7 separate regions of the Homo sapiens genome follow, and regions 2, 3, 4, 5, 6 and 7 are each linked to region 1. A link is a contact called in ENCODE Hi-C or POLR2A ChIA-PET data. All regions are on one chromosome and are shown on one strand. Each heading gives the region's core, a stretch centred on a gene start or an enhancer-like site at or near the end of the contact. The rest is flanking DNA. Distances are from core to core; before and after follow the strand shown. Region 1 holds the start of CUL4B (cullin 4B). Region 2 holds the start of NKRF (NFKB repressing factor). Region 3 holds the start of RPL39 (ribosomal protein L39). Region 4 holds the start of UPF3B (UPF3B regulator of nonsense mediated mRNA decay). Region 5 holds the start of RNF113A (ring finger protein 113A). Region 6 holds the start of NKAP (NFKB activating protein). Region 7 has its middle 110 kb from the start of GLUD2.

The links. Hi-C counts contacts between places; a loop is a spot of excess contacts on that map. ChIA-PET counts read pairs that join two places held with the same protein, here RNA polymerase II (POLR2A). Pooled maps may share reads with other maps.
Region 2: a pooled map shows a loop between it and region 1 (6-fold over the local background). The contact joins the promoter of NKRF here to the promoter of CUL4B in region 1. A Hi-C loop is called at or near these places in 4 of 50 pooled maps. POLR2A ChIA-PET finds 5 or more read pairs at or near these places in 2 of 52 experiments (BJ and activated CD4-positive, alpha-beta T cell).
Region 3: a loop to region 1 is called in a pooled map, with 11 times the contacts of the local background. The contact joins the promoter of RPL39 here to the promoter of CUL4B in region 1. A Hi-C loop is called at or near these places in 1 of 37 single-sample maps with no recorded cell type and 7 of 50 pooled maps. POLR2A ChIA-PET finds 5 or more read pairs at or near these places in 6 of 52 experiments (A673, BJ, CD4-positive, alpha-beta T cell and 3 more).
Region 4: a pooled map shows a loop between it and region 1 (7-fold over the local background). The contact joins the promoter of UPF3B here to the promoter of CUL4B in region 1. A Hi-C loop is called at or near these places in 7 of 50 pooled maps. POLR2A ChIA-PET finds 5 or more read pairs at or near these places in 3 of 52 experiments (A673, PC-3 and activated CD4-positive, alpha-beta T cell).
Region 5: a map of ascending aorta shows a loop between it and region 1 (7-fold over the local background). The contact joins the promoter of RNF113A here to the promoter of CUL4B in region 1. A Hi-C loop is called at or near these places in 1 of 168 maps with a recorded cell type or tissue (ascending aorta), 1 of 37 single-sample maps with no recorded cell type and 14 of 50 pooled maps. POLR2A ChIA-PET finds 5 or more read pairs at or near these places in 2 of 52 experiments (OCI-LY7 and activated CD4-positive, alpha-beta T cell).
Region 6: a loop to region 1 is called in a map of CD8-positive, alpha-beta T cell, with 29 times the contacts of the local background. The contact joins the promoter of NKAP here to the promoter of CUL4B in region 1. A Hi-C loop is called at or near these places in 1 of 168 maps with a recorded cell type or tissue (CD8-positive, alpha-beta T cell), 1 of 37 single-sample maps with no recorded cell type and 11 of 50 pooled maps.
Region 7: a map with no recorded cell type shows a loop between it and region 1 (10-fold over the local background). The contact joins the enhancer-like site here to the promoter of CUL4B in region 1. A Hi-C loop is called at or near these places in 2 of 37 single-sample maps with no recorded cell type and 8 of 50 pooled maps.

The regions. Positions count from the first base shown.
Region 1 is chrX:120,559,712-120,563,845 of GRCh38, forward strand. It overlaps CUL4B (cullin 4B), which reads right to left and starts at 1,251. Exons shown (of 20, transcript NM_001079872.2): 1 at 372-1,251. The coding sequence starts at 927. RefSeq lists enhancers at 320-1,205, 1,203-1,497, 1,206-2,090 and silencers at 1,471-1,550, 1,851-1,900.
Region 2 is chrX:119,604,531-119,608,664 of GRCh38, forward strand. It overlaps NKRF (NFKB repressing factor), which reads right to left and starts at 1,894. Exons shown (of 4, transcript NR_163972.1): 1 at 1,201-1,894. RefSeq lists a silencer at 1,428-1,477 and an enhancer at 2,018-2,127.
Region 3 is chrX:119,789,770-119,793,903 of GRCh38, forward strand. RPL39 (ribosomal protein L39) reads right to left here and starts at 1,861. Exons shown (of 3, transcript NM_001000.4): 1 at 1,805-1,861; 2 at 139-242. The coding sequence starts at 1,807. It overlaps LOC107985694 (a long non-coding RNA gene), which reads left to right and starts at 1,947. Exons shown (of 3, transcript XR_001755949.2): 1 at 1,947-2,248; 2 at 3,807-3,967. RefSeq lists an enhancer at 1,596-1,855.
Region 4 is chrX:119,851,713-119,855,846 of GRCh38, forward strand. UPF3B (UPF3B regulator of nonsense mediated mRNA decay) reads right to left here and starts at 1,251. Exons shown (of 11, transcript NM_080632.3): 1 at 1,061-1,251; 2 at 55-161. The coding sequence starts at 1,216. RefSeq lists an enhancer at 1,226-1,285.
Region 5 is chrX:119,869,842-119,873,975 of GRCh38, forward strand. RNF113A (ring finger protein 113A) reads right to left here and starts at 1,892. Exons shown (of 1, transcript NM_006978.3): 1 at 634-1,892. The coding sequence starts at 1,772. The coding sequence ends at 741. It overlaps NDUFA1 (NADH:ubiquinone oxidoreductase subunit A1), which reads left to right and starts at 1,991. Exons shown (of 3, transcript NM_004541.4): 1 at 1,991-2,172; 2 at 3,463-3,552. The coding sequence starts at 2,071. RefSeq lists an enhancer at 1,605-2,314.
Region 6 is chrX:119,941,398-119,945,531 of GRCh38, forward strand. It overlaps NKAP (NFKB activating protein), which reads right to left and starts at 2,354. Exons shown (of 9, transcript NM_024528.4): 1 at 1,823-2,354. The coding sequence starts at 2,208. RefSeq lists an enhancer at 2,091-2,591.
Region 7 is chrX:121,159,328-121,163,461 of GRCh38, forward strand. No RefSeq gene overlaps it. Among named protein-coding and RNA genes, the nearest start is that of GLUD2, 110 kb to the left of the region's middle. RefSeq lists an enhancer at 2,049-2,298. Within about 2 kb of position 2,249, at least 2 of the 41 ENCODE cell types and tissues checked have a DNase peak (open chromatin) inside an H3K27ac peak, as active enhancers do.

The sequences.
Region 1 (4,134 bases), core at 1-2,500:
CCCAGCAATGCCAAGGCTCGCTATGCACCTGAAATAAATAAACCTCTTTAGAATACAAATTTCTCACCTGCAAAATCCGGATCAATCATACCGATTGTCAGTGTTATAAGGAATAACAGATTAAATACAATAGGTTGAAAAAGACCTCAAAATACTGCACAGAAACACCCGGTGTATGCTTCAGCACAAGGATCCTAACCACCCCCGGAAAATGAACCCTCCACCAAAAAAGGACCTCCCCTCCACCTCATTGATTATGCATAAAACATTAGGCCACCTCCAAACTGTTTAATATATTAACATAAATAGAGCACGTGACCCCTCGAGTGTCAAATCCTTATTAGGTGATTATGGATTTTGGCCTTGGTTACCTTTAAAGTTCTTGATCACTAACTTCTTAGCAGAGCCAGGTTTGCTGTTAGCAAAGCTAGAGACGGTGGTAGAAGATTTGGCTAGGCCGTTTGCATGATGCACCGAAGCCACAGAAGAGATTAATATACTCTTATTTTTAAGTTGCTGCTGCTGAGATGTTGCAGCAGTTGGTGAAGATGAGGAGGAGGAGGAGGAGGATTCCTCAGCCATCTTCGCATCAAACCCTACAAACTCCAGGGTGTCTTCAAAACGCAGCTTCTTCTGTATCGGTACGTGGCTGGAAGCAGCCACTGAAACCCCCAGGCAGAAGGACGAGGTTGAAGGGGATGCCGAATCCCTGGGTTGTAAAGGAGGAGTGGAAGAGGAGGAAGAGGTGGAATCAAAGTCTTCTCTCTCGTTACTACTGTTACTGCTGCTACTGCTGCTGCTGTTTAACTTTCTCTTCTTGGCAGAGGTGGGCGGAGTGGTGCTGGTATTACCATCAGTGGCAGATCTGACCTCCTGAGCAGCAGCAGCAGCTGAGGGACTGGGGGAAGAAAAACCTGTTGGAAACATGAAAATAGCGGGGTCAACAGGCAGAGGAGCATCAAAAACCTACGTTTATATGCCTGCGTGCGTGTAGGAGAGAAGGTAGCAATGCTAGAGGGGGAAGGGAAGAAAGAAGAGAGGAGAAACACAGAGGACGAGAAGGAAAGTGAAGGGGGGGGCTACACCGGGGGAATGGGAGGGTTTGGGAAGGCGGATAGGCTGACACCAGGAGTGAGCAGAACGAGGGGGGAGAGCGAATGAGGAGGCAGACAGGTAAACGGCCGTGCCGTCCCCCTCCCCTGCTTTTCGATCTCTCTCCCCCCCTTTCTGCAGGAGCGACTCAGCGAGTCTGTGAGGCTGCAGCTCCTCCTCCTTTTCTCCCTCTCCCTGGGAGGGGAGAGGCTGTGGTTGGGGGAAAGGGGGAGGGGGAAAGAACCAGGGCTTGTTATTGTCAATAGCACAAGAGGCTAAAGATGGCGCCATTTCCGGTCACGCGGCGCCGAGGGAGGGGCGGTGTCAACCTCAGGGAGTGGGGGTGAGGGAAGCGCTGCAGCCGCCCGGGGGGCGGGGGAGCTCGCGCGTGAGGGGGCGGCTGGAAAGGGGCGGCTAAAGTGCCCCAGACGCTCGCGCTAGTTCGCTCCTGCTCCCGCTCCCCTTCGCGATCCCCTTTCCTGGCAGCGCCTTCCTTCCCTGGCCCACCGGGAACTCCCACTCCCTCCTTAACGGTCCCGCGGGAAGCTTCGCGCCGCAGCGCCCTTACCGGAAGTGACTGGGCAGACACTTTTCATAGCGCCCAGATCCCGAAGCCCCCAGGTCCGCAGGACTTGAGTGGGGGGGGGAAGGGGGGAGGGAGAAATTGGGGGGAAGAAAAGTGGATAGGAGGAGGGGGCGGGCCTTCGAGACACCTTCGGAGCTCCTGATTGGAGCTTTCTGAAGGCGAGGGGGTGGGGGGGGTGGCGGGAGGAGCGGGAAGGAGCCTCGGGGGAGGGAAGGTAGTGACGGCGAGGGGCGGAGTGAGCTAGCTGGGAAAACGGAGGAGGAGGAAGAGGAGGAGAGAGGGAGGGACGGAATAAAACGTAAGGGTCCGGGAGAATAGAAACTTTGAAAGAGATGAAAGAATAAGGAGTGGTTGCAAGGCTAGGGGAGTAACCCTAAATAGAGGAAAACATAATCATGCCATTATGCCCGCTGCTGGAGAGGAATGTCCCTATGTTAAGATAGGAAAGGAGAAGAAAACGAGCTAAGATAGGAAGAAAAGGACTTTTTAATTCGGTGCCGGTATAAATTGTTTCTCTTTTATCTCAAGGCACCACAGACCCAAGGCTGAATAAGGCCTGAATTTTGATGCCTTTCTCTTTCATGTAGCTGTAAATCCTTTTATCTTACTACCAGGAGCATTTTCTAAGCTGGCTGGCCAAATTAAGTGTGTATTCTAAGGCGAAGAAATGGAAAGGTAACTAACCCCTCACCCACCCAGCACTATGCCCAGGATCGTCCTAACCCCCACTCTATCAGTCCTTAACTCAGTAATTTATAGACCCAACAAAGCTAAGACCCACTTCCTTCTTTTGCCAAATCTCAGTTTACACGCTGTCCCAAAGGAGACATTTTAGAACCATATCGGCAAAAGTCAGTGTTTTCTACTAATGTGTTTCATGACCCCATGCTTTACAATTGATTATTGATTTAAAAAATCTTTAAGTTTGGTTAAATTAGCAACAATAAACCTTGTAAATTCCCTGTTGGGAGTTTTTACTTAACCTTGGGGCATTCTCAGAGGGAGGTAACACAATATCAAAAACTAAATTTGCCAACCTGTTGATCATTCTAACTGCAAAAGCATTCAGTTAGCATGTATGGTAAGACTATGCAAGGTCTCTGCCCTTGAGAAGCCAGTAGGGGAAGATAGTTTCAAAACTAATTTCCATAACAATAATATGACATATATACAAAGTGCTGTCAGAAGAGGCAAAACAAGAAATTTGGGAGAAATCTGGAATAGGAAGAGTTCTACAGAGATTATGTTTATGCTGTGTCTCAAAGTGGGAGTTGCCAAAAAGAGAAGAGGGAACAGGATGAAAGGCATTCTGGGGAACGGAAACAAGGGCAAAGCAAGGAGTGAAAGGGCCAGGCCTGTTTATGGAAACATGGAAAGTGCAGTGAGGCTGGGAAGTAGGATGTCTGGCTGGGAGTAAGGAAGATGAGGCTCAAAAGTGCCTGGCACACCAAGCCAAGAATTTGGAGTCTACTCTGTAGGCGATCATAGATAGCAGGGAGACAATCCAGCAAGCAGAGCTTTTACAAACCAGGGGTGACAGGATTGTGAGTGGAGTAAAAGCAGCTTGTATGGTATACCTTGTGATAGGTGAATCAGAACCCTGCAAATAAATCAACTTTCTAACTTTGTTTAAACAGGCCCACTTGTTTTTGTGTCTTGAAAAGTCCCTGATTAAAATGCAAATCAACCTTTGGCATTATTAGACAATATCATTGCTATTTGATGACAGCCTGCTGAAAGCAAGGCTCTAATGGAACTTAGAACCGCTGAGAAGGGAGATGGGGGCCTGAAAGGAGACAGATGGAAGCACTCCTATCTGTTTTGAATATACCACATAGTTTTTTTCATTTTGTTTTGTTTTGAAGACAGAATCTTGCTGTGTCGCCCAGGCTGGACTGCAGTGGTGTAATCTTGGCTCACTGCAACCTCTGCCTCCCGGGTTCAAGCGATTCTTGTGCGTCAGCCTTCTTGAGTACCTGGGACTACAGGCATGTATCACTACGCCTGCTAATTTTTTTTGTATTTTTAGTAGAGTCAGGGTTTTGCTATGTTGGCCAGGCTGGTCTCGAACTCCTGGCCTCAAGTGATCCGCCTGCCTCAGCCTCCCAAAGTGCTGGGCCTACCATATAGTTCTTGCTGCCCAAATAGAAACAGTAAACTCTTAAGGCCAGGAAAGACACCTTAATACATTGAACTTTCCTTTATCGTGTCTCACAGTTCACAAAATGCTGAACCACTGTAAATGCAGGGTAAATGCTTATTGAATTGAGTATTTCATTGCATGTGAATAAAATAATGCTGTGTCTTTATAAGGGAGGATTAACTGACTCATTTTCAGGATTTAATGAACAAGGTTGTTCTAATTCATGTAGTTAAAATCTTTAGGAGGGTATATGAAGTGCTAGCCATTTTAAAAAATTACAAATATTAGTGCAACTGAAAGGGAATGGACATAA
Region 2 (4,134 bases), core at 644-3,143, 950 kb before region 1:
AAAGTATATCACACTGAATGCCATGTTCAATAATTAAGGGCAGGAGGAGACAATCCTATTTTTCTGCATCTGTTACAGTCACTCCTGGAACTGAACTGGCCAAAATTGACATGATCATATTCCAGAATCTCTCACCCTTCCTGATTTAAAAAAAAACAAAAACAAAAACAAAAACAAAAAACTATGATTGCAGGAATGTCAAAAGAAGTCGTCTCCCAATCTATCAAAGAATGAATAGTCTAGTATAGGGCCGATTTAGGGGTTCTGAAGGACAGAGGTCCAAGTAGCCTCTTCAAAAAAAAAAAACAAACAAAACACGCTGCGTTGGAACCATACTGCAGTCTCCATTGAATGCAAAGAGCTTTCAAAGAGGCCTGTTCAAAACGTCACCAGGTTCTAGGAAAGGGGGGAAAAACAAACACACACACACCCCCACCCCCACCACAGACACACACACCTAAAACCTCACTCAGAGCCAAATGTTAATCCTTCTGATCCCATTTAGGGTAAAAAGAGGGCAATCCATTTTTACAGTAGATATATCCATTTCTTTGTTTGAGTCCAGACACATTATGCGCAAATCTACAAGCAAGGCTGACGCTGCTGCGGCTCAGAGAGCTGATACGTACCGCCTCCCCAGGAGAAGACAGTAAGACCCTGCTAGGGGGCTGCAAGTAGAGGGGGGTATTTAAGAGGAATGGAAAAAGAGAGTGGTCAGGAGGAGACTAGAACAGTGGGGTCCCCTCGCCCTTCCCCCACAACTCCAACTGTCGAATATATTCTCTGCGGATACTGCATCCTTGGAAGGCCCTACGCAGGTCCGAGATGCTGCTATTCATCATTCCCCACGTCCTCTAATACCGCCACCAACTACAATGACCACCTCTCAATAATCCTCTTCTAGGCGCTGCTTCATCTCCATCCCTGGTCCTGGAGAGGCCGCTTCCGCGATCTCTGCACCCTCCTAGCTGTTATGTCATGCCCAGCCACCACAGTCGGCCACCCCACCCCCAGGCCAATAGTGATCCCTCTAGTGCCCTCCAGCACCTCCAAATCTCCAGCCTCCAACCTATCCTCCGCATCCCGCCCCCGTCCCTATCCCAACCACCATCATCGATCCCTCCAGCGCCGTCCCTAACCCGATCCCCCATCACCGATCTCTCACCCCCGTCCCTAACCCGACACCCACACCTTCCTCACCTGCAGCCCAGGAAGACGTGGTTGGTCCAGGCGGCGGAGAGCGCGAGGAGCTGGTCGAGGGCAGCCCCGGGATAGCTGTGCAGGTGCCGACAGATGAAGCTGCGCCGCAGAGCCCACTGCCAGTCACTTTCGTGGCTATAGCGCCACTGCTCCAGCACTGGCTCGGGCGGGGGCGGCGGGAGGGGCGGCAGCGGCGGCGGCGGGAGGGGGGGCAGCGGCGGCGCGACAGGAAGTCGCCCCCCAACAGCAGACGTCCTCCAGCCATCTTCTCCGCCCCCAAGCAGGGACCCCAGGGACGAAGCCGACTACGGACCGCGAGCTAGGCAGCTAGCAAGCGGGCGGAAACGGGGGGCCGGTGGGAGGGGCCGGGTAAGGAGGGGCGCGCTGAGGGGAGAAGATCAACTCTCGGGGGGACTGGAGTGTGTGCGTGGGGGCCACCGTTAGGAGGAAAAGAGGAGCACGAGCTCGCGTCCCGACACTGGGATGCACGTCCCCTACACTCCTCTAACTCGTGGAGGAGCAGAAGGGCTTCCGCCGCACTCACGCGCGAGCCGGGGAGGCCGAGTCAGGCTCCGCACCTCCACGGATCCGCAGACCCACGCACTGCGCGGAGAGCGATAAAAGACCCCAGCACGCTCTGCTCCCCTCCTCTAGGTTCTAGCCTACCTACCCGCGTGCCGTCCGGGGTTGTGAGGCCAGTGCGCTTGCGCCGCGGCTGTTCCCTAACTTCCAAATCCCGTCGCAGAATCTCGCGCGACGTACTTTTTTCCCTCCAGTGACGACTACGGGCCTTTGACGCACTACGGTGACAAGCGGAGGGCGGGGACTCCAGAAAGGGAATTTAGGAAGGTTCTCTGAGGTTCGAGAATATGGTTAGAAGGTGCCCTCAGATGAATGTTGGTAGCCCACGGCTCGTCTGACGCTTTTCCCTGGATTTTTAAGCGGCGCGACAGTGAGACCATGTTCCTTGTAAGGGATTTAGGTCTGCACTGGACTTTACATTAAAACAAAACAAAACAGTCAGCTCCCCGAGGTGCCTTTTCTTCAGAGAGTAGCTTGAAATGCTCTGTGCATCGTGCATCATTAGCTTTGTGTAATAGCTTACTGCGGAAACGTAGTAAAAATGAAACACTTGCCAAGAAAATCATCCACAGCGCCGCTTCTCAAGTTAGCCAGTTTCAAGTCCATACTGTATCCCAATTACGAACACAGATACTGTTTACACAGTTCTGATCACGATTGCAAGTCTGTATTTCACGTATCAACTTAAGTGCAAAAGATTACAAGATACAAAAGGGGCCCACAGAAGAGGGTACTGCAAGGTAGAGCCGCTCAATCACTGTAGCCAAATGTATCACTCCACCCGGAGTCAGCTTCACTCAATAACTTCAGTCCCTATCTGCCAACCTGTGTCACGAAAGCAGTTAATCAATGAGTGTCTGTCGGCGGGAATTTACACAGCACCTACTGTGTGCTCAATACAGCAAGAGTACAAAAAAGAAGGAAAGAAAGTGGGTTTTCTCTGTTGTCCTGGAATTGACTACAATCTTGGTGGGGAGAAATAGCCCTGCATAAAACTAAATGTTCCACCAGGAGCCGGACCATTGGATGAGGTGGCTTTAACACACTACCATCTTTAACTCTTTAATGACGTATTTCTAATTATATGACACTTTATGTTAGGGGTGTATTAGACTGAGAGGAGCAGAAGATAACAGCACTTTACACACTTTCATAATTTATTTCCACGTCTGTCTTTCTCCGTGGTGGGCATTCATGTTTATTGGGGTAACAATCGAAATGTTTTTAAAAAGTTCACAAGGTGATACATGCTGTGAAGAAAATAAAACAGGCTGGGTGCGGTGGCTCACGCCTGTAATCCCAGCACTTTGGGAGGCCGAGGCAGGAGGATTACTTGAGGTCAGGAGTTCGAGACCAGCCTGGCCAACATGGTGAAACCCCTGTCTCCACTAAAAATACAAAAATTAGCCGGGCGTGGTGGCAGGCGCCTGTAATCCCAGCTACTCCGGAGGCTGAGGCAGGAGAATCGCTTGAACCCGGGAGGCAGAGGTTGCAGTGAGCCAATATCGCGCCACTACACTCCAGCCTGGGCAACAGAGTGAGACTCTGTTTCAAAAAAAAAAGAAAGAAAGAAAACAGAGCAGTGCAAAGGCAAATGACTGGGGGAACACTAGATGAGGAGTCAGGTGACCTAAATTCTCATCTCATCATTGCCAACAACTATCTCTACAGCCTTCGGCAAGACACTTCACCTCTGTGGCCTTATTTTTCTCACTCGTACAATCATTACTTGAATTTATTATCTCTAACCTTCCTTCGTAGTACTATATTCTTTGATTTGATGGTTTAGAGACTAACATTACCTCAATAAACATGAATGCCCACCATAGAGAAAGACAGACATGGAAATACAGAATTCTGAAACTGAAAAGTGCTGTTATCTTCTGCTCTTCTCAGTCCAATACACCCCTACGCATAAGGTGTCATATAGTTAGAAATATGTCATTAGAGAGTTAAAGAGGGCACTGAGTCAAAGCCACCTCATCCAGTGGTCCTACTGCTGGTGGCACATTTAGTTTTACATAGGGCTATTTCTCCCTACCCAGCTTGTAATCAATTTCAGGACAACAGAGAAAAACCACTTTCTTTCCTTTTTGTATTCTTGCTGTATTCCACTGGAATGTCAGTTACATGAAAGCATGGAACTCATCTGTTTTGGTCTTAGCACCTATACCTTGATCCTGCAGGCACTCCAGAGATATTTGTTGAATTAAATGCATAAATGAATGAAGCTCTTCCTTTTGTCTCAACCCAGTGAAAATCATTTCCTTGGAGCCTACATTTTAAGCTGATTTGTTATTTTATAATTAGATTAATTTCAGCCTGCTATTGTTTGAGTGTGTCCCCTTCAAA
Region 3 (4,134 bases), core at 611-3,110, 770 kb before region 1:
CGAATTTGAGAATGCTGTCAAAGGGTGGATTGGATTGCATGCAATTTTAATCATGTATTTATACTCAAAAAGTAACCCTGGCCAGACACAGTGGCTCTTACATTTAGCAAAATACAAGCAGTATGATGGAGGTCTTACCTGATTTTATTTCCAGTTTTCATCCGAATCCACTGGGGAATGGGACGATTTTGCTTTTGTTTCTTGGCCAGGAATCGCTTAATCCTGAAAGTCTTGTGAGAAGACTGGGAAGAAAATGCAATCAATTTAGACAATATTAGAGCCTGCCCGAATGATTCAAAGTCAAGAACTCCTTCAAACCAACATTTGAGTGCTTAACACATACCCCAGCCCCAAAATCTTCTCAATGCTAAGCCATCAAGCCAAGCAAGTCTCTGACCCTCACAACTTCTCTGGGGGCAGATACCACAGTTTCCATCGTTCAGATAAAATAAGTGGAATCCGGTTAAGAAACATGCACAAAATCAGAGCATCAATGTGCAGAACCAGGATTCAAACCCAGGTCCTTTCTGCTCCACAGCCAGAGGCTACCTTTCAATTTACCCTGTGGTCCCCCAAGGACTCAGACGACCACACTGGGAATGGCTAGGGAATCTGGCTTCCTGGGAAGAACACAGCTTTGAGTCAAACAGAACCACCTACCTACCATTTGCAAGTCAACGAATCTCAGTGCTCTACTTTGTAAAACAGGGGTACGTACTTTTCAAGTGTTATTGGGAGGGTAATTAAGACTTAGGGAAAGTCCCTGACATTCAGAAGATCTAACCTACTCACCATTTCGGTATTAATCCTAACTCTATCTCTACTGCTAAATTTCACTGGCTAAAAAAATAAACTTTTAAATTTAAAAATAAATGAAATGTCACTTTTCCAAGGATGACTGTCTCAATTTCTAGTTGCATCTTTTGGCTTTCATCTAAGGCCAACCCCAATACTCCCCCAAATCTACAGAATAATCTTGCAAAATTGGCACGGATGCAGGTTTAATGCCTGGCCAACCTGGACGAACATACCCTTGCATAATAATGGGAGCCAATACAAAGAAGGCAAAGATTACACCCCGTCCCCCATCCACAGTAGCAGTTGTAAATTTTGTCAAGTAATAAATTACTTGACAAGTAATAAAATACCAGTACTTATCGCCTCCATATCTAGAAATCAACATTTTACATTTCCCAGTAAAGAGTGACTGGTTCGCTGCTGCCATTTACTAAGAAGGCCAGAATGACACACAGGTTCGCAAAACACCCCTTGTTCTAGGCGCTTCCACGGGGTGACGCTCAAGTCTCTGAATAAACGTCCTCTAAACAAAAGTCCTGGGATCTAAAAATGCGGTTCGCTTCTCCACGCCAAGCTAAACCCTTTTCGAAAACCAGTAGCCCACAATACCCTCCTGATTACCCTCCACGTTGCGCATGCCACGGGCAGCCCACAGTCAGGCCACGATTTCGGGGGTGGCTGCCACCTCCCACCCCCCGCCTCCAGAACGAGTTCGCTACAAGCGAAGGGAAACCGGAATCCCTGCCCGACTCGGCAGCGGCCGGGCAAAGAAAGAGCCCCCTTGAATCCGCGGCCGCAGCGCAGCCCGTCCCTCTCCAGGTTGCTCGCTGGCTCACTAGCTTCCCTCCAGGCCACGAAAGACAACAGTGGCCGAACTGGATATTTTCTTGAAAAAGCCTTTAAAAGGCTCCCGCCCCTCAACGCTCCGCGCGGCCCAGGCATTTCCTGGCAGCGGCCTCGGGTTTTGGGAAGCCACCCCGGGGCCGATGGGGGCCGATGGACTTACCATGGCGAGCAGCGGAGTCAAGAACACACCACGATGGCGGAGAAAGGAAGAGGAGGGAAGCTGGCGGAAGAACGAGCTTAGAAGGCGCTTCCGATGGGCGGAGTTTAGGAGGTGACGCTATGCACCGACCGCCTCTTCTAGTGCCTTCTCTGTCTAGCGGTGCGCTCCCGTGGCGCCGTGGGAAAGCGCGCTGGTTTCTGCCAAATGCAGTTAGCTTTGCTTCGCTTCCCTAAGTGCGTTCCCCCAGGGGCCCGGCAGTGTGCTAGGGGCACCCTGCTTCGTAAGTGAGGCAGACAGCCCGTGATAAATGCCAAAGTAGAAGCCCCTCCGAAAAATTAAGGAGCCGATTGGGCGGGACTAACCCTAAGGGAGGGCAGGGGAAGCGACCGTCACCTCCGGGCGCCGGGGACTCGGAACGCCGGGTCGGAGCTCGGCAGGCGGAGAGTAAGTGCCATTTTCCCAGAGGGTTACGAGTCATTTCGGCCTGGCTGGGAGGTGTGGGAAGGGACAGTCGTGTCGGAGGAAGCCGGAGAAGTTGGAGGGGGTTGGACCACGTGGACGCTTATGTAAGCCTAGGGGTTTTCGACTAGGCGGAAGGTTGCCAATCAAAGTTTTCAACTCAGAAAGTTAGGGACAGAACCTCTTCCTTGGCTGCTAGAAGTCCAGCCTGACATTGTAGCCCGCCTTTGGCAAGATGTACAATAATTAATAACATGCGTTTGGGATGCTAGTGTTCCCCATTTTCATCCTTTTCCCCATTTAAAAGCAAAAACCTTTCCTTTTTGATGAGTAAATAAAATAAACATAAAAATAAGCTGGGCGTGGTGGCTCACGCTTGTAATCCCAGCACTTTGGGAGGCCTAGGCGGGCGGATTACTTGAAACGAGGAGTTCGAGACCAGCCTGGCCAACATGGTGAAACCCCGTCCCTACTAAAAATACAAAAAAACTAACCAGGCGTGGTGGCGGGCGCCTGTAATCTCAGCTACTGCGGGGGCTGAGACAAGAGAATCTCTTGAACCCTGAAGGCGGAGGTTGCAGCGAGCCGAGATTGCGCCACTGCACTCCAGCCTGGGCAACAAGAGCAAAACTCCATCTCAAAAAAGAAAAAGTAAATAAATAAACGCAAAAACCTCCATGTATATTTGCAGTCACCTCAAGCATTTTTACACCAACGGATTACAGCAAGGGTTTTTAACCTGGAGTCCACAAGAGTCCATGTATAGAATTCAGAGGATCCCATGAACTTGAATGGGAAAATACAACTTTATTTTCACCAAATTTAATGAAATGTAATGCTTTCTTTATTTAGGAATGTAGGCAACAGACCACAGTGGCATTAGCAGTACTCGTGACTTGGTCACTAATAGAAACCATAGATGGCTTCATGTTACATTACAGTTGATGCAGATGTCTCCATATATTATTTACACACTCCCTTTAAATTACATTAGTTATAAGTTCACAAATAGAACTATGTTAAGAAGCCCATGTATTACTATAGCACATATTTCCTTTTTTTTTTTTTCAAGACTGAGTCTCCCTTTATTGCCCAGGCTAGAGTGCAATGGCACAATCTTGGCTCACTGCAACCTCCGCCTCCCGGGTTCAAGTGATTCTCATGCCTCAGCCTCCCGAGTAGCTGGGACTACAGGCACGCACTACCACACCCAGCTAATTTTTGTATTTTTAGTAGAGACGGAGTTTCGCCATGTTGGCTAAGCCGGTCTCGAACTCCTGACCTCAAGTAATCCGCCCGCCTCGGCCTCCCAAAGTGCTGGGATTACTGGAGTGCGCTACCGTGCCCGGCCTAAAGTCACATTCTGAGGTCCTGGGGATTAGGGCTTCAACACATGAATTTTGGGGGAACATAATTTAGCTCATGACACCACCAGTCACCTTCTAAGGCCGAATTCAAATGCTGTCTCTTCCCCTTAGCTGGAAATCATCACCCCTTCAACACTGTTGTAATAGTTTATTTGTACCTTTCTTATGGCTCCTAGCACTATCTGTTCTGTTGCAATGCAAAAGGATGAAAGTAACAGTGGCTGCTGCTTATGGGGCTTGATAGTTACTATGTAGCTGCATGTATTAATTCAAGCCTCACTGTGAGCTTACCATGTTTTACCAGTGACCTTTTGAATCTTCACCAGAACACTACAAGGTAAGTATGGTTAATCATCCTCATTTTACAGAAGAGGGAACTGCAACAGGGACAGATTAAGTTGTATACCCAAGGTCACACAGCTACTATGTTGCACAGCCGGTACTCAGACTCAGGTAGTCCAGGCTTCAGAGTCTGTGCTGTCACCACTACCCTCTACTGCCTTT
Region 4 (4,134 bases), core at 1-2,500, 710 kb before region 1:
AAGAATGAAAGAAACCTTTTTCATTTACCCCTTTCCTTTTTTTTTTTTTTTTACCTCGTATCATTAGAAAAAAACTCAAAATAATCATGCTCAGGCATAGGTTGAAGATGTTCCTGAAGCTGCTCCTTGGTCAAAGTGGGAGGTAATCTTCGAATTACCACCTTAAGAAATGCATAAGGAAAATAAAATTAGTACAAATCAGTTTTCTGTCATACCTGAAAGAATCACAGTTCCTGAAGAAGGCTGGGCTTTAAAATATGAGATCACTTGTAAAAACCCAGGAGAAAATATTCTTCTGCAGCCCAATGCTCAGAATTAGTCAAACATAATAGTAACGCGGTTTAAAAAAACCCTTGGAAATGAGAACCACCTGGAGCAAGGAAAAATCGCAGGTTTTGCTCTTTACAGCAGCCCTGCAGTTTACCAGGTTTGTGCATCATTTTCGATCACCCATTTTTTAACAGATCTAGTGGCAATAACTTAGTAAGCCAACGCTGGTCTTTGTGGGTGCCACGAAATCTTGATTTAGCAACAAGTTTCTCCCACGTCCAACACATCTTAAAACAAAATCCTTGCCCATTGAACTTAAGAATTCAAAACTCTAACGAATACAAAAAATCTACCCATTGCTCTCAAAATAGGATGCTCTCGATCTACCCTCCTGTACCATTAATCACCCTGCACTCTCCCCCAACTCGCCTCCATGAATAATATTCCCATCCCTCATGTCTCCTTCACTATTTAATATTTCTCCCCAATTACACCTTTAGTTCCTCATTCTTTATACCGTCGCTCTTCCCTCCCATTATCATCTCACAGCTCTGACCTAAACCCTTCCCGTTTGGGGAGTCCCCTCTTTTCCTCACCCCCACCCAGGATTTGGCCGGGAGGGGCTCTCCCCATTTCGGGTGAATGGATGAACCAGGATGATGCGACTTCCATTCAGGCGAAGAGATAGAAGGAGAACCTGAGAAAGAAAGGGGGCAGCCCCATTCCCAGCCATCCTCCCCGCGCTGCGGACTCGTCCCGCCCTCTCCCGGGCCAGCGGCCGACCGGGCACCTTGCTCAGCGCTTCTTTCTTCTCCTTGTTGCGATCCTGCTTATCTTCCCCCTTGGAGCTGTCCCCCGAGGTCCCACCACCGCTGCCTGTGGCCCCGGCGGGGGTTAACAGGGTTACTCGCTTCTCCTTAGGCCTGTGCTCCTTCTCTTCCTTCATGGCTACGTCCCCCGCTGAAGCGGCTTGGCCGGAACGGGGTTACCCCGGGCACAAACGGCTCCCGGGAAGCTCCCGTCAAAGCTCCGCCCCCAACAAATGCCCCTTGTGATAAGTCGGGCCCCACGTTCCATTGGGTCCTGCCAAGCTCTCGCGAGACTTGGGCCTTTCCCAGTGCAAAGGTTTTAACACCTGGTTTTTACTTCCCGCCCGCCAAGTTCCTGCGCCACCCAATCCCCTCGCGGCCCAGACTCCCTCGGGGCCCGCCCCTTCGCGCGTCATTAGCAATTCCGCCATCTTGAAGTGACTCTGTCGGGGACTACAAATCCCGGCATACAAAGCAGCTACCCGCTTTTGTTGGGCGTTCAGGGGCCAGAGCTATCTCAGGGTCCCTGTTTGTGAGTAAATCGAATCCTTTCATCTTCAGAGTTTTCCAGGTCGAAAGATAGGTTCTTCACGCTTAGTTTCCATCAGATAAACTCAATGCCGTCCAAATTTTGCCTCACTAGGGGAGCGACTTGTATTTTTTATCATTGAATTCAGAGGCTTTAGCATTTATTTTCCTACAACTAAAAGAAAAAGCCTAACATTTAAAAAACTTTATTTTCCTTATATTGATTAGGATTTACAGATACTTAGTAAATACTACAATATTAGCCGAGTTCAGTGGCGCACGCCTGTAGTCCCAGCTGCTCGGGAAGGTTGAGAAGAGAGGATCTTGAGCCCAGGAATTCGAGGCTGCAGTGAGCCATGATCGCGCCGCTGCACTCCAGCTTGGGCGACAGAGCGAGACCCTGTATATAAAAAAGAAGGATAATAATAAATAAACACAAGATACTGATATTTAAAGGAGTAATATGACTAAAATATACAAGATTTGTTTTCATCACCTTATTTTAGCAAAAGGATCCTTCTCCCCAGGTACTGATGTCCCACAGGGAGGGGAATAAAAATAAAACCCAACTTGATTTAGTTGCGATCACCATCTTCACTTAAAAAGGGCCAATTTTACATTATTTATAATAACTCCAAACTGGAAACAATCCAAATGTGAATCTAACAGTGATTATGTTGAGTGACAGAATCTAGACACAGAGTACATGTTGTACAATTCCATTTATATGAAATTTTAGAAAAATAAAACCACAGTGATAGAAAGCAGATCAGTCGGCCAGGCGTGGTGGCTCACGCCTGTAATCCCAGCACTTTAGGAGGCCAAGGTGGGTGGATCACCTGAGGTCAGGAGTTCGAGACCAGCCTGGCTAACTTGGCGAAACCCTGTCTCTACTAAAAACAAAAAAAATTAGCAGGGCGTGGTGGCACATTCCTGTAATCCCAGCACTTTGAGAGGCCGAGGCCGGCGGATCACCTGAGATCAGGAGTTCGACACCAGCCTGGCCAACTTGGTGAAACCCTGTCTCTACTAAAATACAAAAATTATCTGGGCATGGTGGCAGGCGCCTGTAGTCCCAGCTATTTGGGAGGCTGAGGCAGGAGAGTCACTTGAACCTGGGAGGCGGAGGTTGCAGTGAGCCGAGGTTGTGCCACCGCACTCCAACCTGGGTGACAGAGTGAGACTCCATCTCAAAAAGAGAGAGAGACACAGACACCCATAGAGGACAGAAACCAAATTAAAGATGCAATAGGAGCCCAAGGCAGAAAGCTGCCTAAGGGCCAACTCCCATTTTTGCCGACCTCTAGAATATATTCCCCTGACTCTGCACTTAAATTTTCTCACTCCAATTGTCCAGCCTATTCTTGGATTCCTATTCCTGTGGCTAAAACGGTTTCCCTGTATTTGACATCTGTTACTCTTGCTTTCAGTACCTGGCCGTTCTTATGAGCCTTGTTTATGCATCTGCCTCTGACCTACTGCTTAGCTCTGCACTTGCATGTTGGTAGTGTATGCCTCTGTTTTGGTGTCCTCACTAGCTTTAAACCACCAGCTGTTTGTCAGTTGCCAGAATAAAGTGTCCCAGGGCTCAGTCCTTAGACCTCTTTTCTATGTACACTCACTCCTTTATTAATCTCATTCATTCTTTTGGCTTTTCTGTCTTTGCTGACAACTCTACTCTAGAATTTACATGTCCAGGCCGGGCGTGGTGGCTCACAGCTGTAATCTCAGCACTTTGGGAGGCCGAGGCGGGTGGATCACCTGAGGTCGGGAGTTCGAGACCAGCCTGGCCAACATGTGACATCCCGTCTCTACTAAAAATACAAAAAAATTAGCCGGGCGTGGTGGCAGGCAGCTATAATCCCAGCTACTCAGGAGGCTGAGGCAGGTGATTCGCTTGAACCCAGGAGGTCGAGGTTGCAGTGAGCCGAGATTGTGCCAGTGCACTCCAGTCTGGGCGACAGAGCGAGACTCCGTCTCAAAACCAAAACAAAACAAAAAAAGAATTTACATCTCCAGCCCATACCTCCCTGATGATTTCCAGAGTCATGTATCCAACTGCCTATTGAACATCTCCACTTAAGACGTCTAACGTGTTCAGCCACCGAATGCATCCAAAACTGAACACTTGATCTTCCCCCACACCAACTGTATTAGCCTCCTATTCCTGCTGTAACATTACCACAAATTTAGTGGGTTTAAATAATGCAAGTGTATTATCTTACAGTTCTGTAGGTTAAAAGTCCAACAAGGTTTTAGCTTTGTCCTGTGAGGGGGCAAAAAAATATAGTAATAATAAATAAACAAACAGTCCAATATGGGTCTCACTGGGCTAAAATCAAGGTGTTGGCAGGACTGAGTTCCTTCCTGGAGGCTCTAGGAGATAATAGATTTCCTTGTCTTTTTCAGATTCTTGAGGCGGCCCATATTCCTTGGCTTATGAACCCTTCGTCTTCAAGCATCTCTCTCTGACCCTGCCCCTACTTCTGTCTATTGTCTATATCTCTTTTATTCTCTGCCTTGCCAT
Region 5 (4,134 bases), core at 642-3,141, 690 kb before region 1:
AGGTGGATCACGAGGCCAGGCGATCGAGACCATCCTGGCTAGTATGGTGAAACCCCGTCTCTACTAAAAATACAAAAAAAAAAAAAAAAAATAGCCGGGTGTGGTGGCATGCGCCTGTAGTCTCAGCTACGCGGGAGGCTGAGGCAGGGGAATCGCTTGAACCGGGGAGGCGGAGGTTGCAGTGAGCTGAGATCGCGCCACTGCACTCTAGCCTGGGCAAGAGAGCGAGACTCCGTCTCAAAAACAAATAAATAAATAAATAACCAAGACAGCAAGGAACATTTCCCATATGTGAAGCCTGTGGTGCTAGCTACCAGTTCCCCAAACACAACCCCTCTCCCCAACACCTTGGCTCGGGTATATTTTGTAGTACAGGCTCCCAAGAGAAAGAATGCATGAAAGTACTTTGTAAACTATTAAGTGATACAGAAATGTGATATAATAAACAGGCTCAGAGGTCTTGCTTTCATCATGGCTTTGGTTACTTCGAGCAAATTATAGCTCTTTTCTCAAACTACTCCCACCCCTATAATTTATGCCAAAGTGTTCTGAAAAGAAACACAGGCAAAATGGTTATCCTAGGGCTAAAAATCCTGATTATACCTACCTTGAAGCTTTTAATCCAGGACCCTACTTCACCACCCGCCTGCTCTGTCACTTTCTCTACAAAGGAAGGACACGAAGTAAGACTTCCAAAAGAACAAAACGTTTATTTTTTAAATTTAAGAATTATGGGAAACCTAAGTAATGGGAATTGCATCCTCATCGGGGTCTTCTGGCAAGTCGGAAGCACCACCCTCTCCTGTAGCTCGATGCTTCTCTAGTTTAGCAATCAATTCTTTCGCTGGATTGAAGACGCCATTGGTCTGCTGGTCACAGACATAGCAGCGCGGGGTGGTGCGGAAATGCTGCAGTGCACAGCTCTCGCAGAAATAATGCCTGCACTTGGTGACAACTGGGTTTTGGAAGCTCTGGCGACAGATGAAACACTTGAATGGTATTTCCTCATCATCGCTTCCCACTTCATAGTTTTCATCCTCATAGACACCATAGCGACCCTCATCAAGCTCACGTTCGATCTGCCACCCATGCTTGTAATCTGAACGGTCATGGAGGAATTTGCAGCTGTCTCCGAAGCCGCAGAAGCCAGTCTCTTTGTAGTCCTTACAGATGTCGGGCTGGTAATCCCAGCGCACGGTGGCACGTAGATGCTCGGGCGCTCGGATGGGGCCCTTCCTCACCATCCCGGAAGAGGCATTGCCCATAGACGTATCCTTGGGCTTCATGTATTTCTGATAATTGTTGATTCCCCGATAGATCTTGTCATCCTCCTTGCCCCTCAGCTCCTCCTGGATCTTCTGGCTGCGCTCAAAGATGGCTTGTGCATCGCGCTCTTTCTCTGTGTCCAGCTCATAGACAGCTGTCGCTCCCATATCCTCTGGTCCCACGGGTTTCGCCGAACGGGTGGATTTATAAACCACGCCGAGACTCTCGGGCTCATTTTCCTCTTCCTCTTCGCTGCTCAAGTCGCCGTAAGCCGCCTTCTGTTTACCACTGTCACGGGTCTTCTGTATCATTGGATTGTGGGTCACCCGCTTCTTTTCCGGTCGAACCACAGTGCAGCCTTCGTCGCTACTGCTGCCGCTTTCTCCGGGCTCTGGGTCGCAGGCCGGGCGCTTTCTGCGTCCAGCAGCCCCTTTCCGCCCAGGCTTTTTGAAAAGGAAGGTGCACACCTGATCCACCGCCTTTCCTGGAGAAAGCTGCTCTGCCATTTTAGAGTCCTGAGCTCCGAAACAGCCGTGGCTGCCTGGGTTGCACTTGGCCCCTGCACGTCACTCCACGTTGCGCGCTCCGCCGGGAGTCGAAGCAAAAGACACTGACGGAAGAGGACTGCGAGAGCCCGAGCGCCCGTCTCTCTTGTGCCCTAGCAGATTCCGTCGCTTCTTCCGGAGCCGTACGTGGCACCGCCCCGCTCGCGGGCGGCCGCGGGGCTTGCTGGGAAGAGAGGCGAAGCCAGGTCACCTTTCAAGGACCCAGAAGTAGGGTTTTGGCCTAGGTAACGGGGCAGAGATGTGGTTCGAGATTCTCCCCGGACTCTCCGTCATGGGCGTGTGCTTGTTGATTCCAGGACTGGCTACTGCGTACATCCACAGGTTCACTAACGGGGGCAAGGTAAGCCGGCTTCGGCCCGGGGGCCGACTCCACGGGCTGATTTCCGAAAAGGGTGGTGGGCAGGGAGACCGTCAGCCTGCGAACCCTCTCTCCGAGGTCGGCCCTCTACTTGCTTCCGGTTGCCTAGAAGCCGAGGCTTGCGAAACGAAGCCCGATAGAAACTACATCCTGCTCTAGTGAAAAACAGCGTTTCTGGGTGTATCAGAGTGGGCCTTAGGGCAGAGTAGCGACGCGGGGGCCGGGAAGGTAGATTAGAAAAGGTGGCTCAAGCCTGAGAATCGCTCACTGCAACCTCCGCCTTCTGGGTTCAAGAGATTCTCCTGGTTGGGCGCGGTGGATCACGCCTGTAATCCCAGCACTTTGGGAGACCGAGGCGAGCGGATCACCTGAGGTCGGGAGTTCGATACCAGCCTGACCAACATGGAGAAACCCCGTCTCTCCTAAAAATACAAAATTAGCTGGGCGTGGTGGCGCATGCCTGTAATCCCAGCTACTCGGGAGGCTGAGGCAGGAGAATCACTTGAACCCAGGAGGCGGAGGTTGCGATGAGCCGAGATCGCGCCACTGCACTCCAGCCTGGGCAACAAGAGCGAAACTCCGTCTCAAAAAAAAATAAATAAAGAAAGAAATTTTCCTGCTTCAGCCTCCCGAGTAGCCGGGACCACGCCTGGCTTTTTTTTTTTTTTTGTAGAGGCGGGGTTTCATCATGTTGGCGAGGCTGGTCTCGAACTTCTGACCTCGGTTGATCCACCCGCCTTGATCTCCCAAAGTGCTGGGATTACAGGCGTGAGCCGCCGCGACCGGCCACCCTTGACTTTTTTATTCCCCACTTTCTCTTGCAAGCCTTTAGGAATTTACTGCGAGATCTTGTTTTTTTACATCAGGATTCATTTTCCCCTCTTCCTAGTCCTTCACATCATCTCAAGAGTACAGGATATAAATTTATTTACTTTTTGATTTTGTTATTGTTCTTCACGTGTGATCTACAGCTGTTGTTTCTTAGTGTCCCAAAAGACAACAACTAGATATTTCTTTTTTTTTTTTTTTAAAAAAAAAGGAAAAAAAATTCATGTTGGTTAAAATAGTGTAAAAAGTCACAGGTACCAACTTAATCCTAAAGTTTAGTGGTCTGATTTTATTTAGGAGATTCTGTTCTTTGTACTACTAATTTGCATTTTTATTTAAACGATGATTCCATTTCTCTGGAATGTCCCTTTTAAAAATTGTAGTATCTATCAATTGGGTCACTCACTTTTATAAACTGCAACAATAATTGTCTCTTATTTGAAGGAAAAAAGGGTTGCTCATTTTGGGTATCACTGGAGTCTGATGGAAAGAGATAGGCGCATCTCTGGAGTTGATCGTTACTATGTGTCAAAGGTAAGATGCCACTCTGATGCCAGCCTTTTGCCAGGGTTGAGGTGGGTTCTGGTAATGCCTTGCCAAGGGTCATACAGTGCTAATATATAACTAGCATTTTCTTATCTACTAGTGAGGTTGGCATCTTTTTACATATTTAATCTTTTATATTTCTTTTTTTTTTTTAGTTTTTCTTCTGTCATATATTTCTTATTCTGTGGATTGTTGCCTATATCCTTTGCCTGTTCCATTGTCTTTTTCTTTTTGAGCTATGGTTCTTTATATATTCTAGACTTTAATTTTTTTGTCTATTTTATATATGACATTTTTCCCAGTCTGCTGTTTGTCTTTTTTACTTTATGATGTTTTTCATCAGGTAGTTCTAAATTTTGATATTCAATGTATCATGTTTTGTTGTTCTGGATTCTAGGTTTTTATGTCTCCCGTACAAAGGCCTTTTCTATCTAAGATTATAAAAATACTTTCAAAAAATAAAATAGAGACAGTCTTGCTGTGTTGCCCAGGCTGGCCCTCAAACTCATAGGCTCAAGTGATCTTCTTGCCTCAGCCTTCGGAGGAGCTGGGACTGCAGGTGTGCCACTA
Region 6 (4,134 bases), core at 1,104-3,603, 620 kb before region 1:
CCACTTAATTATTACAATCCCCAAATCCCTAGTACTTATTTTATCCCCTTTTTAATCCATAGTACTTATTTTATCCCCCTTTTAATGATGAAGAAATGGAGCCCAGAGAGGTTAAGTAACTTGACCAAGGTCACACAGCTATTAAGTGGCAAATAAAGGCTTCATACTCAGTCTGATTCTGGAGTTTGTCCTTTTCCTTTCTTTCTTCCTGTTCTTCTCTTTGTTTTTTTTTGTTTGTTTGTTTTTGAGACAGCATCTCCCTCTGTCACCCAAGCTGGAGTGCAGTGGTGAGATCATGGCTCATGGCAGCCTTGACCTCTCCAGCTCAAGTGATCCTCCCACTTCAGCATCCCCAGTACCTGAAATTACAAGCACATGCCACCACGCCCAGCTGATTTTTAAAACACTTTTTGTAGAGACAGGGTATCCCTATATTGCCTAGGCTGGTCTTGAACTCCTGGATTCAAGTGATCCTCCTGCCTTGGCCTCCTAAAGTGTTGGGATTACAGGCATGAGCCTCTGTGCCCAGCCAAAAAATGCATAGTTTTAAGGAGAAAGGAAAAGGCTCATAATTATTGCTGTGTAAGTCTTAATATCTTGTTTATTGTTAAATTATGTGTCAGGCACTGTACTAAGTTATTTACGTGCACTTATATGTTTAAAAAAATGAGAAACTTAGAAATATTACAGGCATTGAGAGGTAGGTTAAAGTTCCAACAGTTGGGAGATGTCTTGAGTCTTTTTCTTCCGGCAGTGGGAGGTAATAAAGTATAGTGATGAAAAGGACAGGCTCGGCAGGGCATGTGGGGTCATACCTGTAATCTCAGCACTTCCGGAGGCCAACGTGGGAGGATCACTTGAGCCCAGAAATTCGATACCAGCCTGGGCAACATGGTGAAACCCTGTCTCTACCAAAAAATACGAAAATAAGCCGGGTGTGGTGGTGCGCACCTATAGTCCCAGCTATGAGGGAGGCTGAGGTGGGAGGATCACTTGAGCCCAAGAAGGTGGAGGCTGCAGTGAGCCAAGATTGCACCACTGCACTCCAACCTGGGCGACAGAGCTAGACCCTGTCTCAAAAACAAAACAAAACAATCCCCAAGCTATGCATTTTTCCACTCCAATACTCACTTTGATTAGAGATCTAGTCTCATCCTGGCGTCATTTTTCGAGGTCAAGACTGAGACCACTTAACAAGACCTTCCTCAAAGTGGGGTCATCTATAGCTTATCAGATCACTTTTCCTACATGCATCTAATCGTCTTGTCTGAGGGGAAGGTTTATTTCCTCTCCAACTTAAACCCTTGATTTCATTCCTTCCTAATTCCCCACAAAACGTTTCTACATAAATATCCTGTTATCTCAGACCTGTAAGTTCCTTCATTCAACAAGCAATGGTTGAGCGCCTATAAAGTACCAGGCACTTAGAATTCTGTGATCAGAATTCTCCTCCGTTCACTGGCTCCTCCTTTCCATGAGCTCAGTCTAGTGGGGAATACAAATATATTCACGAATGATAATGACACAACCAGGTAAATGCTACAGTTCTGGTAGGTCTGAACTCTCGGCAATATTCGCTAACAAGACAGGAGGCGGAAGGGGGTAGCGGGAGACCAGGGCACTATATGAAGGGGCCTGAGGGTAAGGGAAAATGAAAAGGACGAATAAAGGGTTGTCGTGGGTGGATTAAAGAAAGGGATGAAAATGGGCGCAAGGCAAGCAGAGTGAGCGAAATGCGAATAGTCAGAAGCGGAATGAATGATAGATCGGACTCCAAAGGCACGTAGGCTCGTACAAGAGAAAGTGCGGCCGTCTCACTCACTTCTGCCGCAGGCTCTCCTCCCTCTCCTTGTCGAGGAGGCTAGGCCAAGGCTTGTCGCTCCCGTAGGGGCGCGAGTAGCTGCCGTAATAGACTGACGAGGAGGCAGAAGCGAAGGGGATGCCCCGGGGCGCAGAGGGCCGCTCTCTAGAACGCGACCGCGAGCGTGAGCGGTAGGACTGGTTTCGGGAGCCTTGGCTGAGGCCACCCAGCTGATGGGTGAGTCCATTCCGGTCCCCGGACCGAGAGCAAGAGTGCGAGCGAGAGCGGCGGCCCCGCGGGGAGCGGGCAGATTTGCTGGGCTTCGGACTCTTCGACGAACTGCGACGTCTTCCCCCCGAGCCCGAGGCCTCCCTATCCGGGCTGCGTGAGCCGGACACCGGAGCCATGGCTACTGGGGGGCCCCAGCAGCCGTGGGACAAGGGGGCGCTCTCGCGAGCCTAGGAAGATGTCTGTTGCCTTGGTTCCCGGGACCTGCCGCTGCGGAACAGCCCAAATCTGAGGAAACCTTGGACACAGTTCTGGGTACTTCTGCAAAACCCTTCCCCGGATCTAGGCGGTCGTCACCGACAGGAAGCGATGTGTGCATCAATATAAATAAGCCGGTGGGGCAACTAGATTGCGTGCATCCTTCCAGTTCCGAGTGAGGCTCCTCAAGTCTAAGCAAGAGACCAAGTTCTTTCTCAGCCTTGAACTTGAAACACTTGAAGGGAAGTATATATTTCAAACACAATATACAGTATACATTTCACTGAGTGGCCGTATGAACAAGACAGTTAATTCTGCTTGTGTTTCCTGTGCTTTCTGTGTGTATTTATATATAAATGTGTGTGTGTGTGTGTATGTCATGTATGAAAGTATGAATGTGTATTTTCTTTTTCTTTCCAATCCCAAGCAAATCGGGAGGGTTTTTCGCGACTGGGGATTAGCTATGGTGTCTAAGCCCCATATTGCCGTGTTAGCTTAGAGGGCGCAAATTTTGTTAATGACTCGCGCCTGATAAACTTCAATTAAGTTTCCCGCCTAGAGAAAAACTGCATACTTATCCCCTAGCCACCGTCTCCACCAATATGCCCCAGCAAAAGGAGGTTTTTTTTTTTTGAGACTGGAACTCACTCTGCTCACTCTGTCGCCCAGGATGGAGTACAGTGGCAAGATCTCAGCTCCCTGCAAACCTCCGCCTCCCCGGGCTCAAGCTATCCTCCCACCTCAGCCTCCTGAATAGCTGGGATTACAGGCGCATGCGACACCAAGCCTGGGTAGTTTTTTTTTTGAGGGGGGTCGGGGGAAACAGGGTTTCACCTTGTTGCCCAGGTGGTCTTGAACTCCTGGGCTCAAGCGATCCGCCAGCCTCGGCCTCCCAAAGTGCTAGGATTATAGGTGTGAGCCACTGCGTCTGGCTTGTATTTTTTTCCCCAAAAAGTGTCATTTTATTTTTTATTTTTTTATTTTTGAGACAAGGGCTCCCTCTGTCATCCAGGCTGGAGTGCAGTGGCTATCCTGGCTCACTGCAACCTCCGCCTCCCAGGTTCAAGTGATTCTCCTGCCTCAGCCTCCTGAGTAGCTGGGATTACAGACATGTGCCATCATGCACAGCTAATTTTTTATTATTTTTTAAATTTGTACAAATCTATGGGATACATGTGAAATTTTGTTACATGTATATAATGTGTAGTGATGACGTCAGGGTATTTAAGGTGTCCATTATCTGAGCACAATACATTTTTGTTAAGTGTACTCTCGGCCTGGTATGGTGGCTCACGTCTGTAATCCCAGCACTTTGGGAGGCAGAGGCGGGTGGATCACTTGAGGTCAGGAGTTTGAGACCAGCCTGGCCAACATGGCGAAACCCTGTCTCCACTAAAAATACAAAAATTAGCTGGGCCTGGTGGCACGTGCCTGTAATCTCAGCTACTAGGGTGGCTGAGGCACGAGAATCGCTTGAACCCGGGAGGCTGAGGTTGCAGTGAGCCGAGAGTGAGATTGCACCACTGCACTCCAGCCTGGGCAACAGAGTGAGACTGTGTTTCCAAAAAAAAATAGTGTACTCTCACTCTACCATGCTGTCAATATCAAACATTGAATTTGGGGCTGGGCATGGTGACTTACACCTGTAACTCCAGAAATTTGGGAGGCCGAGGCGGGCCAATCACTTGAGCCCAGGAGTTGGAGACCAGCCTGGGAAACATAGGGAGACCCTGTCTCTACAAAAAATTTAAAAATTTGGCGAGTGTGGTGGTGCATGCCAGCTACTCAGGAGACTGAGGTGGGAGGAACACTTACTTGAGCCCGGAAATCGAAGTTGCAGTGAGCCG
Region 7 (4,134 bases), core at 999-3,498, 600 kb after region 1:
TAGGGAAGTCTTCATGGAGGCACCTGAAGATAGATGAAAAGGGCAAAAATTGTGGGCATTCTGGGTGGAGGGACTACTAGCATGTTAAATGCCATACAGGGGAAAAAGTCCAGGGCAGGTCTGTACAATGAATGGGAATAGTCTAGTGTGATAGCAGTATAGGATGTGGAAATAACAGTAGATATGGTATTTCAGATTGTTTGGGGATCACATGAAAGAGGCATTTGACTGTCAGATTAAGAGGTAGGCATTTTATTCTATAGCGTAGACAATGGATTGTCAGTGCCTTGCTCAGAGCTGTGCTTTATTTGGGCATCCTAGGCAGTATGAGTTAAATGCTGAGCTATTTTCTCTAACCTCAGGGGAGGTGGAAATGGATCCCTGGCTTCTGCTATTCAAGATGTGATGCATTGGGTTTTGCAGATTTAGAGCTATATTTTTCTTTTATTATTTGCTACTGGATTGATAGCCCTGAGGTCACTGCTTAGGATAAGACATCTAGCCTGGCTGGGATGAGAGGGTACATTTTTCTGCTGGACTTTGAATCCGTGTAAACTTTGTAGGTTTTGAGTTAACCTGAGCCAACGTTTTATATCAGCTTGATGTTCTTTATGTTATAAATTATGTATGTATTTACATATGTATGTGCATGTATCCAAATTTTTGGGGGGTGGGGGATAATTTTTATAACTCAGTTGTTCTGTATTTCATGGAATAAAACAGCTGGAGGTTAGGGGTGCTGGTGAGGAGGATGTGGAGTCACATCTTAAATATCTATATTTTTATTCTCCAAGTTCCTTCTGGCTTAGTGCTATCAAGAGGCTTACATTATGGGGTACATTTTTATTAATAGGAATAGTACCAGTGTTTCTCAAAATCTGGCCCTCCTTGAAAATCTGCCACAGAATTCACCCAGACAGGTACCTGCTTGGGCTGAAATCAGAGACCATATAGCAGCTGCCTGTTTAATAAGCTAAACACGAGATTCAGATACATGCTTAGATTTGAGGACTACTTAAGTTAACAAAAGATTAAGAGCCAAGAAATGGATTTTTGAATTTTAAAAAGGTGAAAAATGGCAGATAATAAAGCTATTAAAAGGAGTTTTGAAAAGCCTAGGAAACTTGAACTTTTGGATATTTTTCTTTTAATTTGGCAAGATAGGAATTTTTCAGTCAAAAAGAAAATTTTGTGGTAGAAGGACCTTCACATCTTGAAATAGTCTTTCTCCTTTTTTCCCCCCTCTCTCTAGAAATCTGACCTATTCCTAAAGGCTCATCTTCTCTTACATGTTCCATGACCACTCTAGTCAATGAAAATTACCTTGGTTTTTAGAGTTGCCTTCTCTTATATTTGACATTCAGCCCTAGGGCCTCTTTTATTTTTAACTTGCCTACAGTGGAGACTTCACCTTTTAATTAGGATTTACGAGCTTCATGCCTGTTGATATGGTCTCTCCAACTATCCATGTTTATCACCCAGTAGGAGCCAAATAAATGCTTGCAGTGTGCATGAGAGTATTTCAGAGGACATAATGCAACTTTGCTTGAGGAACATGAATACCGAAGCTGTGTTGAGGGAAAGTGAACTTAAAACACATGGTTATATTCACTAAAATAGTCAAATATTGAAAAAAGTAGTGTGCAGAGTTCTCTTTCTCCCCAATAGTTTTTAAAGAAATGTGGTGAACCAAAATTCTTTATTTTCATTTATGAGAAATAAACCCATTTCCATAACTCACCGTTCATTTCAACACTTTCTTTCAATTTCACCTATGACTCAGACTTGGTTTATTTCTGGCAGCACGTTGTCTTTTAACTGAGAAGTGAAAAGAACTCAGAACAATGACTTTCCAACTCCTCTAGTCCTTCTATAATAGTCCTTAAGTGCTGAGAGATAGTCGTTTGTGTGTTCGCAGATTACATCATCCATTATACTGGCCCTGTCTTGGGATCCTTTTCTTCCTTTTGGAATTTGATAACTGACTTTCTTTAATTTCATTTGTAGAAATGCATCTTACCCATTTATCCCTTCCCCCTCATTCTCCCTTTGAAGCCATAGTGTCCCTGATTTTAGTGTGGGGGACTAGGGGTGGGTGGGAATTGATGCCTGCCTGGGGGTTTTTAAGTACCAGAAGCAACATTATTTCTATATTTTTTGTTCTGCCACTGAAAATGCCTCAGCCCACACATAACTAGTTCTGGTTCTCTTCCTGTTCCTCCGCCTACAGCATCCTCCCGCTCCTCTTCAGATGTCTTCCCCCCTTCACAGCAGGCCACTTTCCTTCACAGTTCCAGAATGGTTTCATTCATCACTGTCACAGTCCCTGTCAATAGTAAACTCTGCCATCTTATCTATGGCCACCAGTAAATGAGTTTGCATTTAACATTTTAAAGAGTTTTCTTTGTTTCTGACATTCTCCACCCACTGATACTTGTACTTATGCGGCTTGCTGTCACCTTTTTTTTCCTGCCAGTTGGTTGGCAGGAACCAATCTCCCCCAGAAAATGCAAGAGGATTGTCCTGTCACTCAGAAAATCTTTCTAATCTTAATCTGACATTGGTTACAAGTGCTCACGTTCTTCTTTGGGTGAGAAAGACAGACTTAGGAAGAGGAACAATTTGAGAATTTGGCAGAGGTAGCTGAAAGTTGCAAATGATTAAATTGGACACTGGGAAATTTTGGATTTGACTTCCTGCCCTGGGCTGACCTGCTGTCAGTTCTGTGTAAATTACTTAGTCTATTTGTGTCCTTTTCTGTGCTATGGGGATGATGTTAATTTCTAAATTGGGATGGGAGGTAGGTAATGGATACCACAATTTGAACTATTAAAGTATCAACAATAATATTGTTTGTTGAAAGCTTGCTATGTGAAAAGGTGCTAGGTGATTTGTACCCACGATGTCTACTTCTCAAGACAACATTGAGCAACTTGGGGCCCAGAGTAATTCAGTGTCTTGCTCAAGATCACACAGCCCCAGCTTGTACGCAGTGGAACAAGAATTTGAACATAGATCTGTCTGGTTCCAGAGTTCGCACATGTATGATGACTTTGTTACATAAGACCAGAGTAGTACTGAGCACAATTGGGTGTTCTCAGTGATTTGTGTCTCGCCCTGCCTTGGTCTCCTTCAGGATATCAACTGATGTTGGGTTTGTGTGTGACTAATAGTGTCAGTGTTTGAATTTCAGTTCGGCCATTTGCCAGCTACATAACTTTGGGCAAGTTATTTAGTCACTCTGTGCCTATTATCCACATCTATAAAATGGGCTGATAAAGGATGATAAAAACATTTACCCCATAGATTTGTTGTGAGTCTTGACAAGTAAACACATATAAACAACTTTTGTTTAACATATTGTAACCCCTCAACGATCGTTATCTATCATCATTCTCAGCTGCAGCATTATTTCCCTACAGTGCTTCTCTGCAGACCTGTTCTGACTGGCTGTTCGACCATGCTCCAGATGGATTCTTCCTTTTATCCGTGTGTGTGTGTGTGTGTGTGTGTGTGTGTGTGTGTGTGTGTAACAACTTGTTCAGTTTTTTTTTTTTTTTAATATTAGAGCCCCACTCTCTACCTTCCAAGGTGACTGACCCTTCCAGGATAAATTAACTCATTCTGTGATATTAGTAGTAGATGATTTATTCTTGACTAGAATTTCTGTTGACATGATTCTTTAACCCCAAGACGTAAAATCATTTAGTGCAGATTGCAGGGATGGGGTGGGTTGGGTTGTGGTGTAGTTTGGACTATAGCACGTTTTCTTCAAATAGAGCAGGGCCACTTTTTTCTCTTTTATGCATACATTCAATTTCCTGGTAAATTTTTTATTTGAATGATAATAATAGCAAGCACCTACATAATACTTAACTTTATGCCAGATATTGTTCTCAACACCTCATATTATCTCCTTTAATTCTTTTTTGTCTTTTTTCTTTTCTTTTTTTTGCGACAGAGTTTCACTCTTGTTGCCCACGCTGGAGTGCAATGGCACAATCTTGGCTCACCGCAACCTCCGCCTCCCGGGTTCAAGCAATTCTCCTGCCTCAGCCTCCCGAGTAGCTGGGATTACAGGCATGTGCCACCACACCTGGCTAATTTTGTATTTTTAGTAGAGATGGGGTTTCT